Regions from separate parts of the Homo sapiens genome. Here region 1 is linked to region 2. A link is a loop called in an ENCODE intact Hi-C map of the cell type or tissue named here. Cell type or tissue: right lobe of liver. All regions are shown on one strand. Each heading gives the region's core, and the rest is flanking DNA. Links, peaks and the distances in the headings are about the cores only.

Region 1 (9,152 bases), core at 1,709-6,708, 46 kb before region 2:
TTTCTGCTTTATTTCTGCCTCTTGTTTAACCTTTTCCTAGGTAGAACATGGAGATTAGTTTTTTAAGTTAACCTTAAAAAAAAAATAGGCTGGGTGCGGTGGCTCACGTCTGTAATCCCAGCACTTTGGGAGGCTGAGATGGGCAGATCACCTAAGGTCAGGAGACCAGCCTGGCCAACCATGGTCAATGTGGCAAAACCCTGTCTCTACTAAAAATACAAAAATTAGCTGGGCGCAATGGCGGGCGCCTATAATCCCCAGCTACTCGGGAGGCTGAGACAGGAGAATCTCTTGAATCTGGGAGGCGGAGGTTGCAGTGAGCTGAGATCGCACCACTGTACTACAGCCTGGGCAACAGAACGAGACTCTGTCTCAAAAACAAAAACAAACAACAACAACAAAACAAACAAAAACACCAAACAGGCCAGGTGCAGCGGCTCACGCCTGTAATCCCAGCACTTTGGGAGGCCGAGGTGGGCGGATCATGAGGTCAGGAGTTCAAGACCAGCCTGACCAACATGGAGAAGCCCTGTCTCTACAAAAAATACAAAAATTAGCTGGACGTGGTGGCACATACCTGTAATCCCAGCTACTTGGGAGGCTGAGGTGGGAAAATCTCTTGAACCCGGGAGGCAGAGGTTGCGGTGAGCCGAGATCGCACCACTGCACTCCAGCCTGGGCAACAAGAGCGAAACTCCATCTCAAAACAAAAAACAAAACACCAAACCGATATCATCATAATAGTTATAAGCCTTCGTGAAATTCTTGGTTGCATTTTGTCCTTATTGCTCGCTGACTTTGTTTTTCCCACTGCTTAGCTTTGCTGGTCCATTTGTCCCTGTGTTTTCCATTTGCATTCAGGCCTTTGACTCTTGTGTGCATCTCTGCCCTTGTGGAACTTTGATGATTATTTTATTTTATTTTTTTATTTAAGTTCTAGGATACATGTGCACAACGCGCAGGTTTGTTACATACGTATACATGTGCCATGTTGGTGTGCTGCACCCATTAACTCGTCATTTACATTAAGTATATCTCCTAATGCTATCCCTCCCCCCTCCCCCCACCCCATGGCAGGCCCTGGTGTGGGATGTTCCCCTTCCTGTGTCCAAGTGTTCTCATTGTTCAGTTCAGAACTTTGATTATTTTAGCCTCTCTGAGCCTTGAAATATTTTCTTGCCCTCACATTGAAGTCACTTTAACTTTTGTTGTGAAAGCTTCGTATAGATTCTCTCAAGCGTTTCCTCTTTGATCCTTTATTCTCATCTTAGCACGTTGTAGTTTATAACCACCTGTTTCTGTCTTGATAGTAGCATCCTAGTCTTCAGTGGACCCCCCCCATATATATATATAATGGTTAACTGTATCTTCTATATTTTTATTATAAAATAAAAGGTACAGAAAGCTGCCTAAAACAAACTGTATAGTGAACTATTAAGACAAACAGCCTTGCCTCTGTATTTCAGCTGTGCCTTGTCCTGTAGCTGCTGGCCGCCTCACATCACAGATTGGTGTGGCTGCCTTTATTTTATTTATACACACCAAAACCAAAGATGGTCAATATGCCTTTCTTTTTTTTGTTTTTTGAGATGGGGTCTTACTCTGTCAGCCAGGCTGGAGTGCAGTGGCGCAGTCTCGGCTCACTTTAACTTCTGCCTCCTGGGTTCAAGTGATTCTCTTGTCTAAGCCTCCTGAGTAGATGGGACTACAGGCACGTGCCACCGCACCTGGCTAATTTTTGTATTTTTAGTAGAGACACGGGGTTTGCCATATTGGCCAGGCTGGTCTTGAGCTCCAGACCTCAAGTGATCCACCTGCCTTGGCCTCCCGAAGTGCTGGGTTACCTGTGAGCCACTGCGCCCAGCCAATATGCCTTTCTTTTAAATTGCCAACTAGAGTGTGACAAGAAAGCCTTTGGCCTCTCGTTTGATCAGGTTTCTTGAAGAAGCTTTTCGTGAAAGATAGAGTGGTAGTTATTTATGTTTCAGAGACTTTTAAAAAATCCATACACAAGTCTTTCAGGATCTTCTCATTCCTTTTTTAGTTATTTCTTTTAAAAAGTAGTCTGATATCTTACCTTACAGGTTGGAGACCCTGATGGATTCTGCATCGTTTTAGGATTTGCCTCTGATTCTTGCTAGTGTTCTCTTTTCTGTCATTATGGGGTTTGCCCCGTTTTCTCTAATGTGCTATTCCTGTGTTTTGGTTTTGAGTTCTTGGTTGCATGTGACCTGACTGCTTCTGGAGACAGTACAGTGCTTGTCGTCTCTCAGCTGCTGCTTCTGTGTCTCAGGAGGGCTGAGGGCTGCCCTCCCTCGGGAGCCTCCGTGCTTCCTCAGGCTTTGCTCTTTGTTCTGTACCTCTCTTCACGTTACCTTTGGGTGGTGGTTTTCATTCCTGTGCCGCCTGCTTCTGGGCCAGTGATCCAGGTGTCTGGTGACCACCCGGGCACAGCTGCTTGGCTGCTGTGGGCACCTCAGCTTCCCATGTCCTGTAGGGAACTCACCCACCGGCCTTGCTCTCCACACCTCTTACTCCTGTGTCCCCTTTCTCGGGGATGCTGCCCCCTCCTGCTGTCCTGTCCTCTGTTAGGGGTGAATCTTGAATCCATCTTATCTCTTACTCTCCCTCCCTCTCCCAGCTCAGTCGGGCTCTCACCCTCTGTGACCCACCTCACAACTTCACCTGTTTCATTGCACTTTGCATCCGACCTCGCCTTCATTCCTTAGTTGTCTGGAAATGCTCCAGGCCTCTGCTGCTTCTCACCTCATTCCCCAGAAACAGTCAGGTTCTGTCTCTTACCAGAGGTAACTGAGCTGCTGCTGGCCTCATAGCTCCTGTCGCCCTCACTGCGGGTTTGGTTTTCCTCTTATCACAGTGGTCTGAAGTGCTTGGATAGTCTAGGACATCCAGCCCCCTCCCCAGACAGGGACTCCTTAGGGCGTCTCTGCTCCCAGGCTGGCCTTGGCCCTTCTGGGGTGCTCAGGAAATGGGTATGCTGTGTGTGGGCAGTGGTTGGCTTTAACACTAGTCATCATGTGTAAGGTGATTTGAATAAGTCTAAGGAAAATTGCACTTATTTTTGGTGTATTTTCTTTCAGGGTTATTTTGGAGCTGTTGGAGCACTCCTTGAGCTGTTGAAGATCCCGTGATCATTACCTGGGGAGGGGTTCCTGAAACCTTCCACAATGGGATCTGTGGACTTTCATTTTTTTAAGAGACTTACTCAATTTCATGACTGTACTACCTGAAACAAAGTGAGAAAGGACAGGTGTATTTTTCTAAGTCATCAAGATAAATCCTTAAGAATTCAGTCTAAATTAGCAACCAGGAAGGAAAAATATATTAAAAACAACAAAAAAGTGGCACATGTCCAGGCAGTGTGAGGATTTGCTGTATATAAGTTGCCTGCTTTGTATTTTTGAAATCTCTGCATCACTCATTGGAAGTGCTTCTGAAGAGAGCTGCTCTGTGTTCAGTTGACTGGTTTTGTGTCCTGTTTGAACTTGCTGAATGTAAGGCAGGCTACTATGCGTTATAATCTAATCACAATTTGTCAATATGGTCTTGGCAATCATCTGTGCATTACTCTGGTTTGCATTAAGCCTGTGTGTGAACTTACTGTAAAACATGTTTTATTTCAAGGTTCTGCAAAATTAATTGGGCAGGTTAATTGTGTACCTGAAACTTAACAAGCAGTTTTTGGAAGGGCAGTTCCACGTTACTTTACACTAAATCCTGGGAATGAATGTCTGGAGAGACAGGGCTTCTTTTCTTGGCAGAATTTCCTTGGGTAGTGGGCGGACTGTTCTGATGCAAGTGGGTACACTGGCAGAAGCAGCACAATCTGGAGGACTAACATGAGTCAGCAGGGCCACTAGAATTGACACCCCCTCAGGGGATCAGGGAGAATCTGGTTTTTCTTTCAGGCTAAGTAGAAAAGGAAGAACTGAAGTGTCTGTCAAAGAACTCATGGGGAGTGGGGGGTCCTTCAGGGCACTGTGGCACTTGGGAGGTGAGTCTCAGAAGACTGCCTGAGGAGAGTGCCAGGCTGCAGGTGCTCTTGGTAGGGGCTGAAGCTTTTCTTTCTGCTTTGCAGAATAATTTCAAAAGCCTTTCCCAAGGAGAGAATGCACCTTTTATATCTGAGGTCTTAAGTGGTGCCCATATTGCTGTTGAAGGCAAGGATGGGCCTGTACAAAGCAGCCTTGGACCAGGAGGGAAAACCCCAAGGCTCTGCAGCCTCCCTGCTCCCCTCCGTTTAAGGCTGTGGTCAGGGAGGGATGGGCAGGGTGCCAGCCGCATGGAGGCAGCAGAGACACCCGTGTTCCAGCTGGGGCAAGGGGAACTGATATGTGGGCTGTGGGCTGTTCCACTAGGCGTGGCCACCTCTGCACATGGGCCTTGGCACTTAGGAAATATGGGTGCTGCTGCATTGGGACCTTGTGTGGGTGCAGAGCAGGATGGCTGCTGCGTGGAGGGTAATTTTGTCCCCTGGAGAGTGATTGGTGACCCTCTTCCCTGCTGCTGCTGTTTGCAGGCTCCTGGCCTATACTACCTCTGACGCCCTGATCCTGAGTTCCTCTGCCCTCCTCTGCTGCCAGCAGCGCTGTTGGTGGCCTCACCCTCCTCCAGTACCCAGGCACCAAAGATGGCACCACCATCCTCCTGCTTGTACCACAGGGTGCTGCTCCCTGGGCCAACTCCTGTGAACTTGCTCACTTCCCATGGAGACCGAGGCCAGGGCCTGCCCCTCTGAGGCCCCTGTTTTGTGGTCCTGCTGCCTCTGCTGTGCTGCGTTCAGGAGGTTGTCCACTGCTCGACGTGGGTCACCATGCAGCCCTTGCTGTTCCCACAATTTAACAGAAAAGGAAACTGAACGGATGAGTAAGGCTGCCCAGGGTCACTCAGCTGGAAAAGAGTAGAGCTGGACTCAAACCCGGGACTGTCTGTCTCTGGTGCCTGAGTTGGGAAGACGCTGTTGATGTCCCCTTCTGCCTCGCTTTGAGCTTCCTCCTCCGTGGGCCCTCCCCCTACTCTAGAGAAACTAGTCCATTCCCTCATGTTCCACCTTGTGCTCAGTAAACCCTGTCACTCCACAGCAGGGTTTTTGAGACAGTCTCGCTGTGTCACCCAGGTGGAGTGCAGTGGGGCGATCTCAGCTCACTGCAACCTCTGCCTTCCAGGCTCAAGCAATTCTCCTGCCTTAGCCTCCTGCGTAGCTGAGACTACAGGCATGTGCCACCATGGCTGGCTAATTTTTATATTTTTAGTAGAGATGGGGTTTCACCATGATGGCCAGGCTGGTCTCGAACTCCAGACCCCAGGTGATCCGCCTGCCTTGGCCTCCCAAAGTGCTGGGAATACAGGTGTGAGCCCCTGCGCCCGGCTCACAGCAGGGTTCTTGATAGGCCACCAGTGAATCCCATGCCACCGAATCTGGCATTCATTTCACAGCCTCATCTCAGTTCTCACTCAGCAGAGCCCTCTTGCCTGTCCTGCCACCCAGGCTACTAATGTTCTGGTTCATTCTCTGCTGACAGTTAGCTGTGGCTGTCCTCAGCCTCAGTCCTGGGTCTCCCCAAGCAGTCATTAGCATCACCTTGACTGATTTCCAGGGAACACTTCAACCACCCCTTACCTCTGAGCTCCAGCCCCGAGACACTGCCTTCTCTCTGCATTTGTTGATCTCTGTGCAGCAGTGCCCACATCCTCATCCCAGCTTACTGCCGTCTCACCACCTTCAGGTTGTGAGGTGCCCATAAACTCTGCTGTTACCATTGCCACTTCCCTGTCTTAGCAGCTGTCCCTTTCAGTCTGCCCTCCACTAGTGGCCATGAAGGGGGCTGTGACCGTGGTCCAGGTGAGAAAGGAAGGCCTGAACTAAGATGGGAGGTGGGTGGCCAGAATGGAGAGGGGAGAAGTGGATGGCCAGAATGGAGAGATGCTTAGAGGGCTGTGTTGGGAAGTGGTGACTGGATACAGGGGAGGGAGGAGAGATACAAGAGGGCACCTGGGCTCATTTGTGGACTACGTGATTTTGAGACTCCAAATAAGCACTGGGTATTTGGGTTGGAGATACAGAGCTGAGAATGATATGCATGTAGGTGGGCAAAGCAAGGGGGATTTCATGAGTTCTAAGGTAGGGTGAGAAAAATAACCGAGAGTTGAGCAGTGACGGAGGAAGCTGCAAAGAAAACGACTGCTCAGGGAGAGGCTGGCCAGGGGCCTGTGGCTCAGGGGACTGAGAAGAGGAGCTCTCTAGGCATCTGAATTGAGGTTGCCCACAATTGGTTGCAAGATCGTGGCTGGCCTTGATGGAAGCTGGGAAGCCACTCGGTCCTAGTGAGGGGTGGTGAGGAGAGCAGCAACGGCCACACAGGAAGGCTTTGGACGTTTTTTCTCCTGACACTAGTTATTTCCAGGCCTGGGATATAGCTAGGGGCTTGGGGTGGGGGCAACTCTTTGCAGGGTGGTGTGGCCTGTGGAGGAAACAGGCTCAGTTCCACTACTTTGGCCAGGTGCAATGGCTCATGCCTGTAATCCCAGCACTTTGGAAGGCCAAGGCGGGTGGATCACCTGAGGTCAGGAGTTCAAGACCAGCCTGGACAACATGGTGAAACCCCGTCTCTACTGAAAATACAAAAATAATTAGCCGGGAATGGTGGTGCGTGCCTGTAATCCCAGGTACTCGAGAGGCTGAGGCAGACAGTTGCTTGAACCTGGGAGGCAGAGGTTGCTGCAGTGAGCCGAGATTGCTGCACTGCACTCCAGCCTGGGTGACAGCAAGACTGTCTCAAAAAAAAAAAAAAAAAAAAATCCGCTATTTCAGGTCACCCTGGTGCTGGCGTTCACGTGGAAGACTGCTTATCTGTATCCAGCTGTTTGCAGAGCTCAGGGAGGCCAGGGGGCTTCAGACTCCACTGTACTCTGCATTCCAGGATTCTCTGTTCTCTGGCTGTGGTGGCCTGACACACTCTTCACCACTGACCCCACCCCCGCTTGCACACTATGCCACAGGAAGGGCAGGGGCTTCCATCACAATCACTCAGTACTAGTTACCAGCTCTGATAGAATTACTCACCTTGAGTTTCCAAGTCTTGCTGAAGGTGCTTGCGTAAGTGGCACATGGATGTTCCCTCTGTTCAAAGGCATATGCACAACACTATTTTTCAAAATTTGCTTTTATTTACACGTTTGAGTCAATTACATGCATGTTTTATTTTTGAGGAGTGATTAGCAAAATGCATTAAAATTTTAAAATAGCAATTAAATATACAAAAATATAGCTTACAAAAAACTGCGAATGTTTAAAAATATTCTGCTGCAGAATTTTTAGTGTACAAAGACGTCTATGAAACCTGAGGTTCAGCATTTCATAAACCTTTTTTTGAGGGAGTTACACAATACCTAGTGAGGAAACCCGAGGGCCAAACTACAAGACGAAAAAGTGCCCCGTTCCTGGCAATGATGTCAGAAGACCAAGAGGCGATAGTTACCAGCAACACTCTAGGAAGACCAGCTGTCACCAGAAGGGAGTTCCTAACACTTGCCACACCTGCTCCCCCGACCGGGGGCCTGGGAGGGAAGGGCAGATGGAGAGGAACGGTGTGCAGTGGGCGTGAGATGCAGATCCACCAGGCTTGGGACTGGCAAAGGGAGCTGAGAAGAGAGTTCCCCCAAAGCACAAACAAGTCTGCTGACACTGGTGGGGCCCTTACAGTCACAGAAGTAAGGACTGGATGGTAAGCCAAAGGTGCTGATGCTTGGTCAAAAAGTGGAGTACATCTTTGCATCTTGTAACAATTTGGGCTCTACAGCTGAATTGGCAAAGTAAGGTTTACTACACAAGCCCCTCTTTTTCTTCTGATATCCCCACTCAAATGGAAGCACACTCCCCAGCACATGGGGATCCCTTATTAATCTTTACTAAAGAACCGTGAACCAGCATTTTCCAGTTATCAACTGGATATTTAGGCATGAATCTGGACATGTCCATCTGCTTAAGAAATCTGCTTAAGAAATCTGTAACAGCTACAGGAAAAGACACACCCAGGGCCAGAGATTCTACAAATGCCAGAAGAGTGGATGTGATAGAGAATTTTTTCTCAAGTTTTGGGTTAGGGCACCAGTTGCAATTTTAATCCAGGGGAGGATCTGGGCTGCTGCTGTAGGGGGCAAGTACACCAGGGAGGTGGGTGTGGACAGAGGCACTGGGCAGCTGCTGGGAAGCGAGGCACAAGTCTGTGCCCCTACTCCCAGGGCTGCCTGGAGGAAGCAGCTCTAACTTTCATCAGCGGGGACAAAAATGAACTTAAACTAAAAAAATTATTGGCCGGGCGCAGTGGCTCACGCCTGTAATCCCAGCACTTTGGGAGGTCAAGGCAGGTGCATCACGAGGTCAGGAGATCGAGACCATCCTGGCTAACACGGTGAAACTCCGTCTGTACTAAAAATACAAAAAATTAGCCGAGCGTGGTGGCGGGCACCTGTTGTCCCAGCTCCCGAGGCGGGAGAATGGCGTGAACCTGGGAGGCGGAGCTTGCAGTGGGCCAAGATCGTGCCACTGCATTCCAGCCTGGGTGACAGAGCGAGACTCCGTCTCAAAAAAAAAAAAAAAAAAAAAAAAAAAAAAAATTGTTGGGGTAATTTCTGTTGTCAAATGGAAAACAAGGCATAAAGGGAAAATTCTGTAGGAAGCATTTTCTTTTCTTGTGTGTTTTTTTGAGACGGAGTCTCGCTCTGTTGCCCAGGCTGGAGTGCAGTGGGGATCTTGGCTCACTGCAACTTCTGTCTCCCGGGTTCAATCAATTCTCCTGTCCCAGCCTCCTGAGTGGCTGGGATTACAGGCATGCGTCACCACACCCGGCAAATTTTTGTATTTTTAGTAGAGGGGGTTTCACCATATTGGTCAGGCTGGTCTTGAACTCTTGACCTAAGGTGATCCGCCTGCCTCGGCCTCCCAAAGTGCTGGGATGTTGGGATTACAGGCGTGAGCCATCGCGCCCGACCAGAAGCATTTTCTTTTCAAAGTGTGTGCACAGAGTGAGGAGGCCAGCCTGGGCAACATAGTGAGTTGAGACCTGTCTCTACAAAAAAATAATTACGAAAATTAGCCAGGTGTGCTGGTGTGCACCTGTAGACGCAGCTAC
Region 2 (9,152 bases), core at 2,601-7,600:
CAAACTCAGCAGTCTCAGTCCATATGCTCCACTGCCTTGCTCATGTGTTACTTTTATAATCAGAAACAGTAAGTGTTGTTTAAACATTAAAAAAAAGGACTATTTCTGTCAGTTTGTTTGAGAATACTTACTGATTACTACAGTTAAAATTCCACAGATAAAGGATGCCTCTCCTGTAAGTGATAAGCTGTAGTTTGTCATTTTGATTCCTTACAAAATAAAGAGTTCCTGCCAGGCCTGCTTATTAAGACCAAAGATTGACAATGGAATTATAACTATGAATACTACAAATCCAAACCCAAACAAAACTCTACCAAGCAAAGAAAACTTCTACTTTTATTTATGCATGGTAAATTAAAAATGTGTTCACAGATTTTTAGTTTTCTTGTAGGTTCCCAGAAGAGTATATTTATACTGTTGACACCACTGAGATGCTAACTGGCTGTATCTGAAATCTAAATCTTATGATTAGTTTCCAGTCTCTAGTAACATATATCAGGAAGTCAGTACCTGCAAAGAACAACTTCATCCCATGTAAATTCTTCTCTGACAGCTTCCAAACATAAATAATGGGTAATATTTAATTTTGAACCTTTGGCCATTTTCTGGGTTGGCTCAGTTAGAGCAAGTGCTTTTACTCAAATACATATTTAATTTCCTTTTTCCTACATTCAGATCTTCTTACGAAGGGAAGGAAGGATGTAGTTAAGGAGTGCTTTACCAAATATACATAGCACATACGCTGTGGAGCTATTAGAAAATTACAGGGCACAAAACTCAGCTCTTAACTTTCATATTGCTGACAGGGCCTCACTTGATGACCCTTGTTATAGCCAAGACTTAGATGGCTGTCCTTTAATCCCTTAGAAATATCCCTCCCCAGACAAGACTGGCTTGGTAAAATATCTCTCACCTTAGAAAATAAGGGATTAGGCCAGGTGCAGTGGCTCACACCTGTAATCCCAGCACTTTGGGAGGCTGAGGTGGGTGGATCACCTGAGGTTAGGAGTTCGAGACCAGCCTGGCCAACATGGCGACAATGTGTCTCTACTAAAGATGCAAAAATTAACTGGGCGTGGTGGCACACACTTGTAATCCCAGCTACTCAGGAGGCTAATGCAGGGGAATCGCTCAAACCAGGGAGGTGGTTGGTTGCAGTGAGCCAAGATTGCTCCACTGCACTCTACCTGGGTGACAGAGCGAGATTCCATCTCAAAAAAAAAAAAAAAAAAAAAAAAAAGAAGAAAATAAGAGAATAAACATCTGTACTGGGCAAGCTAAGAGGAAATAGGCAAGTGACAGAAAGTGGTATGGTAGAAAGACGGAGAGGTTTGCAGTCAGCAAAGCTGGATGCTTGCTCCCAGGATGTCACTAGCTAAATGTCAGAGCTTGGCCCATCTATACTTCAATTTTCTCATCTTTCAAATGGGATAATGGGATATTCAAATGGGATAATCTAACAACTTTAAGGAATTCCTGAAAGGATAAAATGAGATAGCAGATAATGAAGTGTCTGAAAACTCAAAGAGGACAAAACTATTAAGGCTTTAGTGTGTGTGTGTGTGTGTGTGTGTGTGTGTGTGTGTGTTTGGGGAAAGGGAATGACATTAAATGAAAGTAGTAAATACCATAAAGGAAGCCTTGACAAAAATCATGTCTCTGGAGAGGATTCCACCAAACCAAGTGCCCCTTCCACAGGGAGCTCTTCTGCATGCACTGACAGCTTTCTGTCAGGTGGCCTGCCAACCTGGCCTCCAGATGCAGGAACTAGAAACCATGTCTGGCCAAAGGCAGCCATTAATACAGGCTAGCTAGGAGTGAGGCCAGTGGTGTGGGAATGTTGCCCTGCAGAGTTCTTGAAATTGGTACAATTCTTGTAGCATTCTGTACAAAGACTCAGACACACACAGCAGTAGAGGTAGTAGCACTGTCATCAGAGGGAAGAGACATCTGCCTTAGTGCTGCTGGGGGCTGGATGTTGAGACTTTTGTGAGTCCTCACTACCTGGCAGGGCCTTTTAATAAATCCCAATTACCAGAGGGATCCAGGCTGGTAGAAGATATGTTGATGCGAATATATTTTAGGAATTTTTCTCTCTTTGTTTTAGTAAATAAAATGGCTTCACTACAATTGATATGTTGGCCCAACAATTTTAAGTAGATGGTAGAGTATTCCAAGATGTTAATCCTGATCCAGTGACACATTAGTTTTTACAAAATTTTTATCATAATGTATTTTCACCAGAAGTATTAATCTTTTAAAATAAATTGATAAAAGGCTACATATCATCTTAGTAATATGCATTCTTTGCTATTGAAGTCTTACAAATATAAGTTATTTAGTAATTGCTCCTTGTGGGAGTGAAGAGGAGAAATAGAACATACAGTACACTGTTGTAGCTTACTTGGCATTTCCAACTTCATTCACGTGAAAGCCTTTTTTTCCCCTTATGTAAATTCAGTTCTTGAAATCTCTAGCCTCAGCCTAAATTTCAAACCACCCAGTCAGTTTATTAAAATCAAACCAAAACAAAAAAAAAAGACAAGAAGATTTGAGTATTTTATCAGCAATCTTAGAACCAAGAAGTTCTAAGAGGGACAGATTACTTGAGATTTGGATGCCTACATGACCTGAGTTTAACACAATACACCACAGCTAAATGGGGCTGCAGTAGCATTCCTCAAAGCATGCTTGGTAGCCACATTCTTCTTAGACCAGTTCCTGTTCCCTGGACAATACCATATCATCTTCCCAGGAGTCAATATTCTAGTTTTGCTTCAAAAATGCTCAGAAGTGCCGGGTGCAGTGGCTCATGCCTGTAATCCCAGCACTTTGGGAGGCTGAGGCGGGCAGATCACGAGGTCAGGAGATCGAGACCATCTTGGCCAATATGGTGAAACTCTGTCTCTATAAAAATACAAAAATTAGCTGAGCGTGGTGACGCATGCCTGTAATCCCAGCTACTCGGGAGGCTGAGGCAGGAGAATCCCTTGAACCATGGAGTCGGAAGTTGCAGTGAGCCGAGATTGCGCCACTGCACTCCAGCCTGGCAACAAAAAAAAAAAAAAAAAAAAAAGAAAGAAAGAATAAAAAATGTAACAGGTGGCTGGGTGCGGTGGCTCACGCCTGTAATCCCAGCACTTTGGGAGGCCCAGGTGGGCAGATCACGAGGTCAGGAGTTCGAGACCTGCCTGGCTAATGTGGTGAAACCCCGTCTCTACTAAAAAATACAAAAATTAGATGGGCCTGGTGGCGTGCGCCTGTAATCCCAGCTTCTCAGGAAGCTGAGGCAGATTAGCTTCAACCTGGGAGGCAGAGGTTGCAGTGAGCTGAGATCGCACCATTGCACTCCAGCCTGGGACAGAGCAAGACTCCATCTCAAAGGAAAAAAAAAATGCTCAGAAAGGGGCTGGGTGCAGTGGTACATGCCTGTAACCCCAGTACTTTGGGAGGCTGAGGTGGGAGGACTGCTCGAGGCCAGGGATTTGAGACCAGCCTGGGAGACACAGGGAGACCCCACCTGTACAAATAAAAATAAAAATTAAAAAATTAGTTGGGCATGGTGGCATGTGCTTGTAGTACTAGTTACTCTGGAGGCTAAGATGGGAGGATCACTTGAGCCCAGGAATTCAAGGTTACAGTGAGCTATGATATCACTGCTACGCTCCAGCCTGGGTGACAAAGCAAGACTATCTCTAAAAGAGAAAGCTTTTGACATATTAGAAGGAACTAACTTCTTTGTTATTTATTGAGTATCTTTATGACCACATGAAACACCTTCTGCAAAATCTTTTCTTGAGTGGGTGGATGAGAGGAAAGATTAAAAATTTTAAAAACATGTCACTGATCAGTAGAAAGACCTAAGCTTTCTGATGAAATGGATACACTGGGTTCTAGAGAGAATTATTTTAAAAATAAGACCTATATTTGGACAGATCCTAGTAAAATTTCTGAATTCTAGGATAGAAAAACTGTGATAAGTTTCCAAAAAAAAAAAGTTGTTATAATGGAAAGCATATAGATTTGAGATTTATCCTAGGCCATGAGTATTAGAGTGGGCTTATGGAGTCAGAGAGCCAGGGGTTTAACCACGGATTTGTCAGTAATTTGGGGCTTGTTTCTTATCTTTTCTATGTCTCGGTTTCCTCATCTGATAAGACAGAATAATACTAGTAACTATTTCATAAAGTTTTAAGGGAATTAAATGACTCAACACACGAAAAGCACTTAAAGCACTTAGAACAGTACCTGGGCACATACTGTGTACTTGAGAAATGTTAGTTTTCATTATTAACTAAAATGCAACAATAAAAGATAATGGAATCACTGTCTGTATCTCCATTAAAAGACAGTCAGGTAGACTTCTGACTCCAGAAAGATGGCATAGACATACATTTCCCTATTTATCCAGCTAAATATAACTAAAAACCATGGACATTAAGTTGGACAGAAGGTAGCACACTAACTAGGGACCTGGGGACCCAAGGAACCACATGTTAACGAGTTCTCTGGGCTTTGTTTTTGTCTCCTATATCCCAGACTTAGAGCTGGCAAAGTTGGCAAACAAGAATGTCAACAGGTGAAGACAAAAAAAAAAAAAAGCCCTAATGAACGTGTTCTCTCTAGCCAAAGGATGACAAAAGGAGTAGTTAACAAGACTGAAAGCTTTTAAACAAGAATTGCCCTACTTCAGCTAAACAACCCAGAAAAAACTATGGCCACACCCCTATAGACATGCCAGCAAAGGCTGAAGGCAGAGCCTAGATTTTCACTCTTGCCAGGATGTAACGAGATGCCCCCCAGCCATCTTGCTGGGATAGTGTTAGAAAAGGCCAAGTAGGAAGCTGAAATCTGTTTTTTTTTTTTTTTTGAGATGGCGTCTTGCTCTGTCACCAGGCTGGAGTGCAGTGGTGTGATCTTGGCTCACTGCAACCTCCGCCTTCCAGGTTCAAGCGATTGTCCTGCCTCAGCCTCCCGAGTAGCTGGGACTACAGGCGCCCACCACCATGCCCAGCTAATTTTTGTATTTTTAGTAGAGACAGAGTTTCACCATGTTGGCCAGCTGGAATTTTTACACAACATGGTGAAAATGAGGCTCCACCTCAGTGATATCAGTAGAGACTACATGTGGACCCTGACTTCTACCCCTATCCAGCAGTAACAAAGTGACTATACTCCTCCTCAATGGGGTGATGACAGAGGAGGATCTCGTGAAGAATCGGGATTTTACCACCACCAAGTGGCAACAAGCACTCCTACCTTTTCCAGCCAAAGAGGTATCAGTGAAAGCCTAGTTGAGAGCTGGAACTCCCATTCCTGCCCCGTCCCCGCCCCCCATGTCAATAAAGGCTAAATAGGGAACCTGGACTTCTACCTTTACCTGGCATTAATGAAGCAGCATTACAACCCACCGTTTCACTGTCAGAGTGCTGTCAAAGGAAGCCAGTTAACACATCAGGTTTAAAAAAAATCCAGAGTCTCATAACATAATACACAAAATGTCCAGGTTTCAACTAAAAATTACTCATCGTACCAAGACTAGGAAGATCACAAATCAAATGAGAAATGATAATTAACAGATGCTAATGTCAATGACAAAAATGTTAAAATTATCTGACAAAGATTTTAAAGTAGCCGTCATCAAATTGTTTAAGCAAGCATTTATGAACATGCTTGAAACAAGTGAAAACACTGAAATTCTCAGCAAAGAAACAGAAGATATAAAGAGGAACAAAATGGAAATTATAGAACTGAAAAACACAATAATTGAAATAAAAAAACTAAAACTAAGCGATGGGCTCAACAGCAGAATGGAGAAGAAAGGGGAAAGCATAAGTGAACTAGGGCCAGGCACGGTGACTCACACCTGTAATCCCAGCACTTTGGGAGGCCAAGGTGGATGGATCTCTTCAGGTCAGGAGTTCGAGACAAGCCTGGCAAACATGGTGAAACCCTGTCTCTACTAAAAATACAAAAATTATCCAGGCATGGTGGTGGGCACCTGTAATCCCAGCTACTCGGCAAGCTGAGGAATCTGTACATAAGTGTACAGATTTAAGAAGCTGAACAAACTCCAAAGAGAATAAACCCAAAGAAATCTACAACAAGACACATCGTAGTCAAACTTCTGAAAACTAAAACAACAACAACAAAATCTTTTTTTTTCTTTGCAGAGGTAATTGAGTTAAAACAACACTAAAAAATCTTGAAAGCAACTAAGGAGATACCATTGGGGGAAATAATATGAAAGACACAGATTTCTCATCAGAAACAATGGAGGCCAAAAGGAAGGAACACATTTTTCAAGTGCTGAAAGAAAAGAGCCATCAACCCAAAATCCTACATCCAGCAAAAATACCCTTCAGGAATGAAACAGGAAATCAAGACAGCCTCACATGAAGGAAAACAACGGGAATTTATTGCTAGCAGACCTACTCTTGAAGAGTGACTAAAGGAAGCTGTCTTAACAGAAGGGAAATGATAAGAAAAGGAACCTTGGAACATCAAGAAGGAAGAAACAACATGGTAAACAAATATAAGGGTAAATACAATAAACTTCCTTCTCTTGAGTTTTCTAAATTATATTCAGTGGTTGAAGAAAAATTATAATTGTCCAACCCGGTTCTAAATGTATTCAGAGGAAATATTTAAGATGAGCATATTAAAAATAAGGGAGGATAAAGGGACATAAAAGGAGGTAACATTTCTAGTCTGAACTGGTAAAGTATACTAGTAGACTGCATATATAATACAATGCCTACAGCAATCAGTAAGAAAACTATACAAAGACATACACTCAAAACACTACAAAAAATCAAAAAGGACTTCAAAAAATTACTCAAGTAACAGAAACAAAAATAGTGAAAACAAATAGAAAACAAAGTTTAAAATGGCAAGCTTAAGTATAAATGATTTAAATATGCCAATTAAAACACAGAGACTGGCAGAATGAATTAAAAAACATCACCCAATAATATGCTGTCTACCTGAAACTCACTTTAAAAATAATGATACATGCATGTTGAAAAGGATGGAAAAAGATATGTAATGCAAGCATTAATCAAAAGAAAGCAGGAGTGGCTATATTAACATCAAAGCAGATTTCACAGAAAATAAAATTACCAGAGAGAGAAAGAAACATTACCTAATGATAAAATGGTCAACCCACTAAAAATACATAGCAATCCTAAATGTGCATGCACAAAACAACAGAGCTGCAAAACATGTGAAGGAAAAACTGACTGAACTGAAAGGAGATATAAAGAAATCTATAATTATACTCAAATACTTCAAAACCTTCTCCCAACAGCTGATGAAACAACTAGATAGAAAACCAGCAAGGATAAAGAAAAATTCAACAACACAATTAGACAACAGGATCTACTCAAAATATATAGAGCACTCTACCTAGCAACAGCAAAATATACATTCTTTTCAAATACCCATGGCACCTACACCAGGACAGACCACATTCCTGGTCATAAAACAAATCTCAAACAACCTTTCAAAAATCGAAGTCATATAGAGTGTGTTACTGGACATAGTTGAATCAAACTAGACATTTATAACAGAAGGGTAGCAAGAAAATATCCAAACACTTAGAAACTAATCAACACACTACTAAATAATCTATAAGTCAAAAAGAGGTCTTAAAAGAAATTTTTAAAAATACACTGAATTGATTGAAAATGAAAATACAGGCTGGGTGTGGTGGCTAACGCTTATAATCCCAGCACTGTGGAGGGCCGAGGCGGGCAGATCACCTGAGGTCAGGAGTTCAAGACCAGACTGGCCAACATGGTGAAACCCCATCTCTACTAAAAATACAAAAAAATTAGTCGGGCGTGGTGGCACGCACCTGTAGTCCCAGTTACTCAAGAGGCTAAGGCACGAGGATCGCTTGAATCCTGGCGGCGGAGATTGCAGTGAGCCGAGATCGCGCCACTGCACTCCAACGTGGGCGACAGAGTGAGACTCCGTCTCAGTTTAAAAAAAAAAAAGGGCTGGACGGGATGGCTCACGCCTGTAATCTCAGCACTTTGGGAGGCCGAGGCGGGTGGATCACATGAGGTTAGGAGTTTGAGACCAGCCTAGCCAACTAGGTAAAACCCCGTCTCTACTAAAAACACAAAAATTAGCTGGGTGTGGTGGCAGGTGCCTGTAATCCCAGCTACTCGGGAGGCTGAGGCAGGAGAATTGACTGAACCCGGGAGGTGGAGGTTGCAGTGAGCTGAGATTGTGCCACTGCACTCCAGCCTGGGTGACACACGCGAAACGCCATCTCAAAATAAAAAAAAAAGAAAATGAAAATACAACATATCAAAATTTGAGAGACATAGGTAAAGTAGTGCTGAGTGGGCAATTCATGGTACTAAACGCACACATAAGAAAATAAAAAATCTCAAATCAATAATCTAAACTCCTACATCAAGAACCCAGAAAAAGGGCAAGTTAAAAATTAAAGAACAGAAACCAGTTAAATTGAGAATAGGAAAACAATAGAGAAAAATCAATGAAACAAAAAGCTGAGTCTTTTCTTTGAAATGATCAGTAACACTGACAAATCTCTAGGAAGAATGACAAAAAAAAAAAAAAAAAAAAAAAAAGAGAAGACACAAATTACCTATATCAACAATTAAATAGGAGAGATCACTACAGACACTGCAGACATCAAAAGGATAAGAAGGGTATACACACATATACAGACATAAATTTAGTAACATAAATAAAACAGACCAATTCCTCAAAAAACACAAACTACAAAAACTCACCCAATATAAAATAGATAATGTGAACAGTTTTATAACTATCAAAGAAACTGAATTAGTCATTTAAAAATTCACAAAAAAGAAAGCTCCAGGCCAAGAGGCTTTTACCAGAGAATTCTACCAAAAGTTTAAATAAGAATGAGCACAAATCCTTGACAATCTTTTGCAGAGAATGGGAGGGAACATTTCTCAAGGCATTTTTTGAAGCCAATGCGACCTTGATAGCAAAACCAGATAAAGACAGTGTCTGGCAAATACAGACAGAAAAATTCTTAACAAAATATTAGCAAGTAGAATTTGGCAATATGTAAATAGAATTTTACAACACCATGACCAAGTAAGGTTTATTCAAGAGATGCGGGGCTGGCTTAATATTAAAAAAAA

What was found. Hi-C counts contacts between places; a loop is a spot of excess contacts. Peaks named below come from ENCODE experiments on the same cell type or tissue, not always from the same donor. Only the 100,000 strongest peaks of a DNase experiment are listed, where the experiment ranks them.
Region 1: a loop joins it to region 2, with 2.9 times the contacts of the local background. A loop is called at or near these places in 3 of 110 quality-filtered maps.

What each region holds. Positions count from the first base shown.
Region 1 is chr20:3,920,143-3,929,294 of GRCh38, forward strand. It overlaps PANK2 (pantothenate kinase 2), which reads left to right. Exons shown (of 7, transcript NM_001386393.1): 7 at 3,102-9,152. The coding sequence ends at 3,152. It overlaps RNF24 (ring finger protein 24), which reads right to left. Exons shown (of 6, transcript NM_001134337.3): 6 at 7,169-9,152. Among named protein-coding and RNA genes, the nearest start is that of MIR103B2, 7.2 kb to the left of the region's middle. RefSeq lists an enhancer at 5,894-6,063. In right lobe of liver, for the core only: no CTCF peak of the experiment used is centred there; a DNase peak (open chromatin) is centred at 4,339; H3K27ac peaks cover 863 bases.
Region 2 is chr20:3,964,920-3,974,071 of GRCh38, forward strand. All of the region lies in intron 1 of RNF24 (ring finger protein 24), which reads right to left. Among named protein-coding and RNA genes, the nearest start is that of RNF24, 46 kb to the right of the region's middle. In right lobe of liver, for the core only: a CTCF peak has its summit at 5,237 (motif pointing left); a DNase peak (open chromatin) is centred at 5,322.